3 separate regions of the Homo sapiens genome follow, and regions 1 and 2 are each linked to region 3. Evidence: chromatin contacts called from ENCODE Hi-C or POLR2A ChIA-PET data. All regions are on one chromosome and are shown on one strand. The core of a region is the stretch at or near the end of the contact, and the rest is flanking DNA. Distances in the headings are between cores, read along the strand shown.

What was found. A loop is a pair of places that touch in the nucleus more often than their neighbours do. ChIA-PET counts read pairs that join two places held with the same protein, here RNA polymerase II (POLR2A). Pooled maps may share reads with other maps.
Region 1: a loop to region 3 is called in a map of PC-3, with 8 times the contacts of the local background. The contact joins the promoter of TAF13 here to the promoter of STXBP3 in region 3. A Hi-C loop is called at or near these places in 2 of 168 maps with a recorded cell type or tissue (PC-3 and naive thymus-derived CD4-positive, alpha-beta T cell), 2 of 37 single-sample maps with no recorded cell type and 7 of 50 pooled maps. POLR2A ChIA-PET finds 5 or more read pairs at or near these places in 3 of 52 experiments (H1, Panc1 and naive thymus-derived CD4-positive, alpha-beta T cell).
Region 2: a map of B cell shows a loop between it and region 3 (24-fold over the local background). The contact joins the promoter of SARS1 here to the promoter of STXBP3 in region 3. A Hi-C loop is called at or near these places in 3 of 168 maps with a recorded cell type or tissue (B cell, CD8-positive, alpha-beta T cell and naive thymus-derived CD4-positive, alpha-beta T cell), 3 of 37 single-sample maps with no recorded cell type and 10 of 50 pooled maps. POLR2A ChIA-PET finds 5 or more read pairs at or near these places in 1 of 52 experiments (activated T-cell).

The regions. Positions count from the first base shown.
Region 1 is chr1:109,073,983-109,078,572 of GRCh38, forward strand. TAF13 (TATA-box binding protein associated factor 13) reads right to left here and starts at 2,021. Exons shown (of 4, transcript NM_005645.4): 1 at 1,939-2,021; 2 at 1,005-1,083. The coding sequence starts at 1,965. TMEM167B-DT (TMEM167B divergent transcript) reads right to left here. Exons shown (of 2, transcript XR_947688.3): 2 at 4,310-4,590. RefSeq lists enhancers at 278-1,264, 1,869-1,928, 2,029-2,278.
Region 2 is chr1:109,211,156-109,215,182 of GRCh38, forward strand. SARS1 (seryl-tRNA synthetase 1) reads left to right here and starts at 2,763. Exons shown (of 11, transcript NM_006513.4): 1 at 2,763-2,973. The coding sequence starts at 2,838. RefSeq lists a silencer at 2,557-2,776 and an enhancer at 2,827-3,186.
Region 3 is chr1:108,743,914-108,748,557 of GRCh38, forward strand. STXBP3 (syntaxin binding protein 3) reads left to right here and starts at 2,761. Exons shown (of 19, transcript NM_007269.4): 1 at 2,761-2,873. The coding sequence starts at 2,825. RefSeq lists enhancers at 2,440-3,010, 2,533-2,942 and a silencer at 3,143-3,262.

The DNA.
Region 1 (4,590 bases), core at 771-3,270, 330 kb after region 3:
CCCCGTCTGGGAACTGAGGAGCGCCTCCGCCAGGCCGCCCGCATCTGGGAAGTAAGGAGCCCCTCTGCCCTGCCGCCACCCTGTCTGGGAGGTGTACCCAACAGTTCATTGAGAACGGGCCATGATGACGATGGCGGTTTTGTCGAATAGAAAACGGGGAAATGTGGGGAAAAGAAAGAGAGATCAGATTGTTACTGTGTCTGTGTAGAAAGAAGTAGACATAGGAGACTCCATTTTGTTCTGTACTAAGAAAAATTCTTCTGCCTTGGGATGCTATTAATCTATAACCTTACCCCCAACCCCGTGCTCTCTGAAACATGTGCTGTGTCCCCTCAGGGTTAAATGGATTAAGGGCGGTGCAAGATGTGCTTTGTTAAACAGATGCTTGAAGGCAGCATGCTCGTTAAGAGTCATCACCACTCCCTAATCTCAAGTACCCAGGGACACAAAACACTGAGGAAGGCCGCAGGGTCCTCTGCCTAGGAAAACCAGAGACCCTTGTTCACATGTTTATCTGCTGACCTTCTCTCCACTATTGTCCTATGACCCCGCCAAATACCCCTCTCTGAGAAACACCCAAGAATGATCAATAAATACTAAAAAAATTAAAAAAATAAAATAAAGCAAAATAAAAACACACAAAAAAAATTAGGTGGGCGTGGTGGCCGGCGCCAGTAGTCCCAGCTACTCAGGAGGCTGAGGCAGGAGAATGGCATGAACCCGGGAGGCGGAGCTTGCAGTGAGCAGAGATTGCGCCACTGCACTCCAGCCTGGGCGACAGAGCGAGACTCCGTCTCAAAAAAAAAAAAAAAGCAATTTATACACACACACACAATTGGGGTTAGGATTGGTACTATCTGATTCAAAAGTTAAACAGAATTTGATAGGCTAGTCTGAGAATATTATCCCTACAGGGAAACATTCAAAGCAATAAAGCTACTTTGAAAGGACATGTCCAAAAGTTTTCATCATCTATAACAAAATCATTGTCAAATACTACTTACATTCTTTAGAAAAAAGTCTCTTTCTTTTACCCTGTCCACCTTCTGCACCTCCTCCAATTTCTTCATTTTCTTCCTCAAACTAGAAGTTAAAATGTATATATAGAAATGTCAAATAATTGCCTTGCATTTGATATTTTAATAATGACATTTTTTTTTCCTTTTCAACAGATAGGCCAGAAAGCCAAAGGAAGCAGCAAAAAAAAAAACCACGAAACCTTAGCATTGAAGGAGCCTATGTATCTAGTCCAACTTCCAACTCATGCAAAAATGGCTTCTACAATGTTCCTAACTAATAATCCTACTGCTTCTACTTGTAAGAGTTCCAATGACCATAAGTTTTATTTTTAAACAACTAAGGTGGCCTATTACTACTGTTACTGTTAAACAGTTGATACTGAATCAAAGTCTACCTTTGTAGACTTTGTAGTAAGCAAAACTAATATTTCCTATGCATTTGCTTATACAGTGCTAAAAACGTTCCTTAAGTAAGCCCGTAACCCTATTTTATAAAAAGAAAACTGATGTTCAAAGTTAAATAACTTGCTCAGAGAGAATGGAAATTTTGAAATCCAGGCTGTCTGACTTTCAATGCATTCTTTTCCCATTACTTCACAGTAAGTACAGTTTTGTTAACAATTGAACTGTTGGCTCATAGTGCGCGCTAATAGATGTTAGTTTTGATCTCTGATGATTCTGTACGTGTTTCAGTGTCTGGCAAATACAGACCAAAATCAAGGGGAAAGGGGTCACAAAACCTACTCTTCCTTCATGTCCTTCCCCACTTTCTAAAATGATCAATCCTTAGGGCGTGAAGTCCCCGAACTCTGTCCGCTGAATTCACTAAGGCAAGCAGACCCGATCCTGAACTCTGCCTCCGCTACTGAGCCCGAAGGAGTGAAGAAAAGACAGGTTTTGGACAGAGACGGTCACTCACCGTGGGGTCTTCTTCCTCATCTGCCATCCCACTAGCACGCCAACTCACAGCGTCCTGCCGGCTGGCTCCCAGCTGGTTACACTACTTCCGCCGCCTCACTTCCGGTGACGCGCGGGGCCGTAGCTGGGCCTAGCCCTCTGCGGCCTGCGGGAGGACGGTGGTGCTTTCCGGCCTAGCGGCGGAAATGCGACAGTCTCTAAGGGAGGAGGCCGGAGCGCCTCCCTGTAATCCCGAAGGAATTGAAAACTAACAAAGAAAAGGAAATCACGGGCTAGGTCGCGAGTATCTCGTTGTCACCCTGAATTTGCTACTGCGTATTGAATCACAGCTTCTTGTTTGGGGACTGCGAAGCTATGGATCATAGGAGGGCAAGCCAGCAGTCCTTTATCAGACAAATATGCTTTTAAATCATTTTAAAGATTTGTAGTTCCACTGTTTCTAAGCACTGTGTTAATTATTGGGGATACTGTGCTTCATCACAAATTTCCAAGAGATGGTGTCCCGAGACTAAGCATTTAAAATTTTGTGAAGGTTTTTTGATTTTTTTTTTTTTTTTTTTTGAGACGAAGTCTCACTCTGTCGCCCAGGCTGAAGTGTGCAGTGGCGCGATCCCGGCCCACTGCAACCTCTGCCTCCCGGGCTCAAGTGATTCTCCTTCCTCAGCCTCCCGAGTAGCTGGGATTACAGGCGTGCGCCACCATGCCCGGCCTTATTTTTGTTTTTTTGAGACACAACCTCACTGTCCCCCGGGATGGAGTGAAGTGGCGCAATCAGGGTTCACTGCAGCCTAGACCTGCTGGGCTCAAGCCATCCTCCCACCTCAGCCTCCAAGTAGCTGGGATTACAGGCGCACACCACCAATGCCCAGCTAATTTTTGTATTTTTAGTAGAGATGGGGTTTCCCCACATTGCCCAGGCTGGTCTGGAACTCATGGCCTCAAGCGATCTGCCCCGCTCTGCCTCCCAAAGTGCTGGGATTACAAGTGTGAGCCACCGTGTCCACCGGGGAAGGCTTTTGGTCAGAACAATGGCTGGCAAAACCACAGGCATCGGAAGGCCAGAGCTAGGGATATAATATAAATGTCCCTACAGTGTAACAGATGATGCTACATAAAGAAAATCCCGTAATACACACGATTTCTGAATGTCCTGCTGAACATTCGGTGAGTGAAAACTAATTATCTGAGAGTTGAACCTATCTTTGTTAATAAACACAAAGCGGCCGGGCGCAGTGGCTCACGCCTGTAATCCCAGCACTTTGGGAGGCCGAGGTGGGCGGATCACAAAGTCAGGAGATCAAGACCATCCTGGCCAACATGATGAAACCCCGTCTCTATTAAAAGTACAAAAATTAGCTGGGCGTAGTGGCGCACGCCTGTAATCCCAGCTACTCGGGAGGCTGAGGCAGGAGAATCGCTTGAACCCGGGAGGCAGAGGTTGCAGTGAGCCGGGATTGTGCCACTGCACTCCAGCCTGGTGACAGAGCGGGACTCCACCTCAAAAAATAAAAATTAAAAAAATAAACACAAAGCATTTTCCCACACTTTTAATGTACGTTGAAGTTTCTAGGAATGTTATTACCCCAAAATTGAATAGTAATTGTATTTTGTTTGGTCTGGAATTCATTAAGAGCTGTGTACCATTTCAAGAAATAACGTCACCAAAAGCAACATCACTTGTAATAATTTGAATAGTGAATAATGAAAAAATAACTTTGATTTGAGGAATGTGAGTTAAATTATTAGGCCCAAAGAGGCATTAAAATGAGAGGCAATCACATCCTGCTTGCCCCCTTTTGAGCTATGTATTTATGTCTTAAAACCGCTTGCTATTGCCACAAGTATTAGTTATAAATTAGCCTAATTATGCCCCATCAGACACCATATCGCACACCCTATAGCTTGATAATGTTTAGCCAATTACTAATCAATGTTATTTTTGTGAACCAATGAGAACTCCTTAAAGACAACTTTGTATCAGCCCACTCCCTGTCCTCATTCTTTTCCTTTAAAAATCCACTTGTACCTGCTGCTAATCTTAGAGTGTATATTCTAGGCAACTTTATGCTGCTGAGTTGTAATCCTCAAGTTTGGCCCAAATAAACTCTCTATTTATATTAATTTTGCCTCAGCTTCTTCCTTTTAGGTCGACAATACTCACCCAAATCAGTCTGCATTCAAAGCAATTCTACATATAGGTAGAAGCATCTGAAATCTTCATTATCCCCCCCTAGTGCCATCATACCTGAGTATTTATATATTGAAACAAATGTTACTATTTTTACTTTACTTTTATATTACCTTTATGCCTGACCTCCTGGCCACTGGATCACTGGATCCTGTTAGGATATTATGTTATTTTCAAAATTATGTGAGTAGGTAGATATATTAGTTATTTATTGCTGTAACAAATTACCCCAAAACTTAGTGGCTTAAAACAAATATCACACAGTTTCTGTGGGTCAGCAATGTGGGTGCAATTTAACTGGGTGCCTGTGGCTCAAGGTCCCTCCTGTTGCAGTCGGGATGTTGGCTGGGGCTGCAGTCATACCTCAAGTGTTGATGGAGGAGAATTTGCCAGAGTCACTCACAGGTTGCTGGAGGTTTCACTTCCTCCAGGTTGTTGGACTAAGGGCCTCAGTTCTTTAATGGA
Region 2 (4,027 bases), core at 1,513-4,012, 470 kb after region 3:
AATCATGTTCATTAGACAAAAATATTTCAAAACATGAGGGACAAGGTGATGAAAAAATCAGGAATTATTAAGTTAACAGATAGCTGAAGCTCCCCTCCAACTCTAAAAATCCCACGATTCTAAGCTGATGAAGTATGCTATTATGTTAATTTATTATACTCATCAGGTAACATCAACTTTTTTTTTTTTTTTTTTGATACAGAGTCTCACTCTGTTACCCAGGCTGGAGTGCAGTGGCGTGATTTAAGCTCACTGCAACCTTCGCCTCCTGGGTTCAGGCAATTTTTGTACCTTAGCCTCCCAGGTAGCTGGGATTACAGGCATGTGCCACCACACCCAACTAATTTTTGTATTTTTAGTAGAGACGGGATTTTGTCATGTTGGCCAGGCTGGTCTCGAACTCCTGACCTCAGGTGATCCACCCACCTTGGCCTCCCAAAGTGTTAGGATTACAGGCATTAGCCACCGCGCCCGCCCATATGAACATTTTAAAGGGAGATGTTTGTAATCTAATGATAAGATCAATTGTAAAAATGCATGAATAAATTTGGAGAGATCAGAATTTCAAGATCACTTGTTGAATGACATTGATGACCTTCCTAAAGGGTTGACCCAGTGGCCCTCCTCCCCTAGGCCTGGGATCACTTCAGCCTCAGAAACACCTGCCACTGTTTTAGAAACTTAATTGGCAATACACTTTGGCGGTGCCTTCAATGACATGGAAGCAGGGAGCGCCCCCATCACAGACCTTGCCCTCAGAAGGTTTTAGGGAACCCAACACTTTGAGGAGAGTCTTCTTAGATGTTTTCCTCCAAGACTGCAGCTCCTCACCCTTCCTTTCCACTGGTTTTAAATCTAATACCATAGGCAGGTTGAACCAAGGAGAGCACACCCAGACAAGCCCCTTTCCTCTGCCTCCCTCAGGGTCTCTACTTAGCTCTATCATTGTTGTTAGACCTGACCTACACTTCAGGGTTGGCTTGGCAGAGGCTTTTTGGGGAGCAGGGATAGTGTAAGAGGCAAAAAAAAACAAAAAACAAAAAACAAAAACAAAAACCCACACTCAACACACAACATTTCTGTGACCAGATGCAGTGGTGAGGGGCCCTGGGGGGTAAGTTCCTCAGACACCAAGCGATTCTCCAGTGGACATTGGCTAAGCATTCTATAATTCAATTCGATTCTGATTCTGACACTAGCTACCTGGAGGTAGTGTCAGATTCCATGGGGTAAGGGCTTGATCCCACTAGACTGCTCCTCTTCAGATGCCAATTGCAAGTAGTAGATTTCACCTATACTTCTTAGCAGCTATAAACTGGGGCTCCCACTACCCCCTCCTTTGGTCTGATTAATTTGCTGAGAAGGCTCACAGACCTCAAGGAAACATTTACCAGTTTATTATAAAGGATAGTACAAAGGGTACAAATGAACAGCCAGATGAAGAGATGGATAGGGCAAGGTGTCAGGGGTGCAGAGCTTCCATAACCTTTCTGGGCAAGACACCCTCCTGGCATCTCCACATGTTCAACAACCCTGAAGCTCATCAACTCTTGTTGTTCGAGCGTTTATAGAGTTTGATGTCCAGCTCCTCCCCTCCCCCTTTCCTGGAGGTTGAAGGGTGGGGATGAAAGTTCCAATCCTCCAATCACTTGGTCTCTCTGGTGACTGGCCCCATCCTAAGGTTATCTAGGGCCCCCATCCTAAATCACCTCCTTATTATAAACTCAGGTGTTATCAAAGAGACCCATTACGTATAACCCAGGAAATTCAAGGGTTTTAGGGGCTGTGTCAGGAACCAGGGACAAAGCCCAAATATATTTCATATTATAAATAAATAATATGATAGTTAGCTATGTCACACCCTCATCTCAGGAGTCCATGACGGCGGTATAAGATCAAGAAGGTCTTAGCACATCTAGCTTCGAGAAGGCATTGGAAGTGAGGCTTTAAAGTTTCTGCAGAGTGGAAGGATTGGGGGTGGGGGTGGGGGAGGAGATCACCTGTTCCCAAATCCTTCAAATAATCTCTTGTTATCAGGGAGATTCTTTGATAACTTTGGCTTCACTCGGCAACTAGAATATTTCATTTAAAGGTCTGAACATTATAAAATCAAAGTATGATACAAACCGTTCTTCAAGACGCTTTCAAATTGACCCAAGACATGACCTCAACACCTTATACGGCGTTCAAATCTGCTTAATGTCCCTTTGGAAAAGTTTTCTCTCGTCTCTCTCTAAAAGACAACCGCACTTTCCCAAAGCTGTGCTCTTAAGAGTTGGTAAAGTGACAATTTGGTTTATCCAATAATCAGATTAATAAAGGTATACCATTTCTAAGGCACGAGAGCAGGAATCTTAAGCTGAGGTAGCCCTGGGACTAAATATGCCATCCTCTTGTATCAAGATGGAGAAGACGGCCGAGGTTCAGGGAAAGAGCCCAGTGGAAGAACCCAACCTAGTGAGAGGAAAACGGGCACCTGGTGAAGGCCCCGGCCTCTAAGCTAGGGATGAGGGGACAGGCCTCTGCCTAGCCTGAGACAGGAGTAGGAAACTGAGGCATTCACACTTTTATGTGGCGATCACAGTTCCTGCAGACTGTAGCAGAGCTGGGGAGCAGGAACCAGAGGTATAGTCCCACGCCCACCCACTCTCCCCTCCCCTCCCTCCGCGGCCCCGCCTCCAACCAGCCGCTTCCGGTCGCGGGGAGGGTCGCCTGCGGGCTCCAGCTGCGCCTGCGCAGGAAGGGCGGGTCAGCGCGCCGGCGCAGTGCGGCGGTCACAGGCTGAGTGCTGCGGCGCGATCCTTGCTTCCCTGAGCGTTGGCCCGGGAGGAAAGAAGATGGTGCTGGATCTGGATTTGTTTCGGGTGGATAAAGGAGGGGACCCAGCCCTCATCCGAGAGACGCAGGAGAAGCGCTTCAAGGACCCGGGACTAGTGGACCAGCTGGTGAAGGCAGACAGCGAGTGGCGACGATGTAAGTACCGGGACGGGCGGGTTACCTCCTTGATGCTAAACCCAATTTTCTCTCTCAAATCCAGCCACCGCTCCTGAGGCCACAGCTTCCACCCTTCGTCAGACCCCCTCCCAGGGTGCGGTGGCTCCGAGGTTCTCCCCATCCCCGAAAACACAGCCTGGTCGCCGGGGTCATCCCACTTTCTCCTCCACCCGGGCGGAGCGAGGTCCCTTCCACGCGTGCTCAGTGCCGTTCGCTGCCAGTGTGCGTACGCACGCGCATCGGGAGCTGTCAAGCCTTCCTGCCCCAGGGGTTGCCAGAACATGCCGGGGCGGGAGGTTGTGGGGTCTACGCGGCTTTCCTAACACGAATCTTTGGTCCCCCCCAGTCTTTTTCTCATCTTCAGCAAGGCCAGAGTGGTTTTCCTTTGTTTTGATAGGATCAAAGGCTTCTCCTGAGACTGCGTCACTTCTGCAACACAGTAGATTCATTCCTTCGGTATCGGAAGCATTTCGGGGCGTTGGAGGCCGCTCTTGGCCAAAATAAATGACCCTGAAGCTTTTCGGAAGGCCATCCCCCGACCTATGGGCATACCTTTAAGAATTAGAAAAGTCTTTTCCGTGGTAGATCAAACGCGAGGGGAGTGAGGAGGCGAGCAAAAGATTGTAATGACTGAAGCTGTTTAATTGTGATTTGTGGACGTTTTCCTTTAAAGACATTGGCAGAGTTGGGCTAGAACCTGGAACTGCCGGATCTTGGAGTCATATCGGGCATCTATCATGAAGCCGAATAAAACCATAGAACCATCTGCCCATAAATCTCTGCCTGTATTAACTGGAGTGGTCGCTGGTTGGGCGGATGCTGTCAAGTACTTGTGATTTGATTTGTCTGATGCAATAGGTCTGCAACCATCTGGGAGCTAGGTCGATGACAGTACACTGCAAAGGCAGCCACTATCCAAGAGTGTGATGGATTTCTATTAGGAAAATTGATTTTCTCCTGTTTATAAGGATCTTGGATGTCAAAAGAATATTTGTTTAACTTGAGTTTTGTGCTGATTCTATGTCTTAGGCCC
Region 3 (4,644 bases), core at 1,511-4,010:
GACGGGGTTTCACCATGTTGGCCAGGATGGTCTCGATCTCTTGACCTTGTGATCCACCCGCCTCTGCCTCCCAAAGTGCTGGGATTACAGGCGTGAGCCACCGCGCCCGGCCTCCCATGATATCTTTATGGAAAATATTTCTCTAGATTATTATGAATAAGTGATCGCTTATTAGAGGAGATCTGGGAATAGGATAGTGAGTGAGTGATCTGCCCTAACTCAAGTGCGTGTACATTCAACCCTCGGTTATTTTGGCCATTTACCTGCTCTGAATTATACAAAGCAGCTTTTCATCCCTGGCCAGTGTTAGCAGATTTTACCTTCTACTTTGCTGTGTCACATTTAGGGAATCCAAGTTCATTTTTCAATTTGTTTAGGCAAGCAAACTAGAGGAGACGTAGAGAAACTGCTTAGGGAGCTTATGCAAATCTAGGGGAGCCTGGGAGGATAGGCAATTTGGTACACTAGAAAGAGCAATGGCCTTGGAGCCAGATGGATCCAGATCCTAGCTCATTTTGAGATTTTTCATGATTTATTTAACCTCCCTGAGACTCAGTTTTCTCATATGTAAAATGGCAATGGTCATCTTGCTGGGCTGTTGCGAGGTTTGAGATAATATATTCATATTCAGCACACAGGTGCAATGAAACTGAGGTGTTTGAGGTCACACTGCTAGTAAGAGGCAGAGCCAGATTTTGTAGGATGTAAACCTATGCCTACGTGCAGTTAAAGACCATGCTTGCTCCACTATTCCGCAGTGCCACCAAGGACTCTGGCCTTCAGGAGCATGAGCCAGAACTGCACCCCATGTGACCAGAGTCAAACTTCCAACCCAGAGGGACCTGTATTATTCCCTGGCACCTGGTCATTCTCCTGAAGGGTAAGAGATGGAGGCACCTCACCCATCTCACTCTTCCCTCTTGGTTTGGCTCTTCAGAGCAAGGGGCTTCACCTCAGAAGGGTGAATTTTCCCTGGCACATATTTTTCTTATGGATTGGGGCTTCACCCTGCTAAACTAAGCAGAACCTAACTTAAAATGAAAAGGGAGAGGGAAATCATATGTGCACTTGTTTAAAACATTGAGCAACTGAATCAATTTAGAGTAGGTTTAAAGGAGGTCAGGGCTCCAGCTTCTATTCTCATATAAGCCTTGAACAGAAAAACCACTCAGCCATAGGTTGTGCCAGAACCCATTTTATGGCCTTTTTTATTGTTAGATACAGGGTCTCATTCTGTTCCCCAAACTGGAGTACAGTTGCATGATCATAGCTCACTGCAGCCTGGAACTCCCAGGCTCAAGCAGTCGTCCTACGTCAGCCTCGCAAGTAGCTACGACTCCTCAGCTTGCAGGTAGCATGCGCCATCATGCCCAGCTAACTTTTTTATTAATTTTTTTTTTTTTTTTGGTGGAGACAGCAGTCTTGCTATGTTGCCCAGGCTGGTCTTAAACTCCTGGCCTCTATCAGTCCTCCTGCCTAGGCCTCCCAAAGTGCTGGGATTACAGGTGTGAGCCACCATGCCCAGCCTGTTCTTAATTCTTCATTTGCCTTTCCTCTCCTAAAAATTGCAGGTTACCCCACAGACTACTCTATTGCTTTCCATGTAGCCCAAGCCTGATCTTTGTTCCCACTCCACCACTAAGTGCATCCTTGGCAAGTTACTTGACTTCATTAAGCCTCAGTTTCCTTGTTGTAAGTGTTGCTTTGAGGATCAGTGAGGTAATCTACTTAGCATGGTGCCTGGCATATGGTAAGTAAGCACTCAGTAAATATTAGACATTATTATTAGTAGTAGTATCTAACCACTTCTACTTCCCTGTGTGACCAATTTGAATCTTTACAGCCACTGGTTCTTTGCAAATCCTTCTAGGAAAGCCTACTTTCTGCCAATGTCACATGGTTATCTCACAGTTAGGGCTCTTAGCAACTAAACTGATCTCACTTACGTTTGATTACTTTGATTTAAAGTCCCAAAGGAACCATCTCAGTAAACAGATCTCTACCTAAACTTTCTGAGCTCAGATCTCCTCCTCTGTGAATCAACTTTCAACAATAATTGTAGATTCTGAAGCATTAACAGGCCCTCCCTACATTTGTTGCATAAATTTGTTAATAAATGATTATTCTTTTGTTGGTTCATTTATGTATATCTTATCATTAAGGCATTCAATTTTTAAACTAAGTTTTAACTACCTGCAGCATTCCAGGAATTGTGCTCTTTAATTAGATTGTAAATTATTCAGGGGAAAGAGTTGATCTCTCATTTCTTTGAGTTTCCTAAAAGTCCAGCACAGTTCTTGGCACACTGGAGGGAACCTCACAGTTCTACGCAATTACTGTGTCCTTGAAAAAATGAATGAAATAATCATTTGGGGACAGTACATTTTCCATTGGGTAGTTGGGCTGGCTACTGAGTGAAGTCTATTATGAATCGCCTTGCGAAGTGAAGGGTTCTTCTGTAATGGGGAGGATCCTCCAGTCTTCGTGTATGTGTGAACTCGGAATTTCATAGACGGCCTTGGCTCACGATCGGTTTGGCACTTCGCGTTCCTAGGCCACAGGACGTCGAACCTCGGGCGACAGCAGCCTCCCGCTAGGGGGCTCCCGACTTCCCACGGAGGTTCCACCTGTACTGCGCAGCCTCCGTCCGGGAGTGGGCGGAAATTCCCTTGCTGACGCGCGTGACGTCACCGGAGGGCGCGGTCTGCTAGAGGGGGTGGGGCATTCCCCTGCAGCAAGGGGCGGGGCCACCCCAACGCCGCTTCTGCGGCCAAAGTAGGTTGGGAGTGGAAGGTGGTGGCTGCTGCTCCGCAGTGTCGGGAAGATGGCGCCGCCGGTGGCAGAGAGGGGGCTAAAGAGCGTCGTGTGGCAGAGTGAGTGCGGTGGGGTAGGGGTTGAGAGAGGGAAGGCCGGGAGGCTGCCGTGCCGGGCCTCGTTTTGCAGCCCCAACCCAGCGGTCTGTTGAGGAGCCGCCGCGAGCACTTGTTGCTTTGGGACCTGTGTGAGGACTTCTTCCTGCTTTCCTGCCCTGCCTTATTCCTTGCCAGCACCAGGGATGGGCGGGGTGCGACGGGACGCGGCCTTCTCGTTGGCGTCGGGCACCCCCTCGCCTCGGCCGCGCTCTGGCCGCGAAGCTCCGCCCCGGGTGAGCCGCCCGGCCCGGCTTTCCCTCCCGCGGAGCCCGTGCGTGCCCTCGGCCGCGCTCCCCACTCTTCTCCGCTCCCGTCCGCGCTCCACCAGTTGGGGATGTCTCTCCATCCGAGACAATTCGGGCGCTGTTTATTCCGCCCCCATCTCCACCCCACACTGGAGTTTGCAAGGACTGTTTATTCTGCTTATTCGTGTTAGTATCAACCCGTGCTTTTCAAAAAACCTCACTGTTTAACAGACTCATCTTCCCCTATTCCGAGAGGAGCCTACTTTCTGAAAAGTTCTTGAGAAGAGACCATTGGAATGACCGGTGTCCAGCCGTGACATCTTCCTGCATAGCCTGGGCAAGAGCCGCTCCTTCCGTTTTCCCTACTCTCGGGGGCCCCTCCCTGCTGTTAGGACCGGACTCCTTATTGGTTACTGATGTTCTGCGGTATCATCCACAACTTTCATAAACATCGCTCCAAACCTAGGTCTGGCAGGTTAGAGAAAGAATGAAACCACCCAACAGGAATAACCATCATTGTTTGGTATCTCTGAGTTCAAGATAATTATGGCCTAGTAGTGGAAAGGGAGTAGCATCTAATTAGTATTTCTTAGTCCAACTTGTTGAACAAAAAACAAATGATTTAGTCAGCAGAATTCTGGGAGTTAGAGTTCCTTGTCTAAAATTAAAAATCCAAATCAGTAACTGGGATAGTGCTTAACATATAGCAGGCACTAAGCAAATGTATAAATAGGTGAAAAATATGAAATTATCTTTTAAAAGATTAGATAATTTTAAGGTTGGCATTTGCTTTTTCAAGATTTACATGGCTGACTTAAGATTTGAGATGTTTTAAAACAATGGTATTTAAATACATTTATGTGAAAATGGGTAACAAATTGTGTTGTATAATTTCCAAGATATATATGTGATTAACATCCGCATGTATGTATTTAAGCCAGTTCTTTACATATTGAATCATAAGCTTTTCCCTTTTTCACATTTTCCTTCTGATCCTCATACAGATAAAGACATTGTTTTTATTATCTGTCATTCTGTGACTTCCTTTTTTTTAAACAACTGACATTGACTCAACATTTTTCATGTTGCTTCACAATCTCGTAATTAACATTTTAAATTGCTTTTTAAATACCTTGAGGTGGCAAAAAATTTTGATAGCAGAAAAGAAAAGAAAAAATTATGGCCAGGTGCAGTGGTTCACGCCTGTAATCCCAACACTTTGGGAGGCCGGGGCAAGATGATCACCTGAGCCTAGGAGTGGGCAACAAAGTGAGACCCCATCTCTACAAAAAAATTTTAAAATTAACCATGTTTGGTGACATGCACCTGTGTTCCCACCTACATGGGAGGCTGAGGCAGGAGGATCCCTTCAGCCCAGGAGGCTGAGGCTGCAGTGGACATTGATTGTGCCACCGCACTCCAGCCTGGGTGACAGAGCAAGACCCTGAGTCTAAATAAATAAATAAATAGCTAGCGTAAGCCCGGGC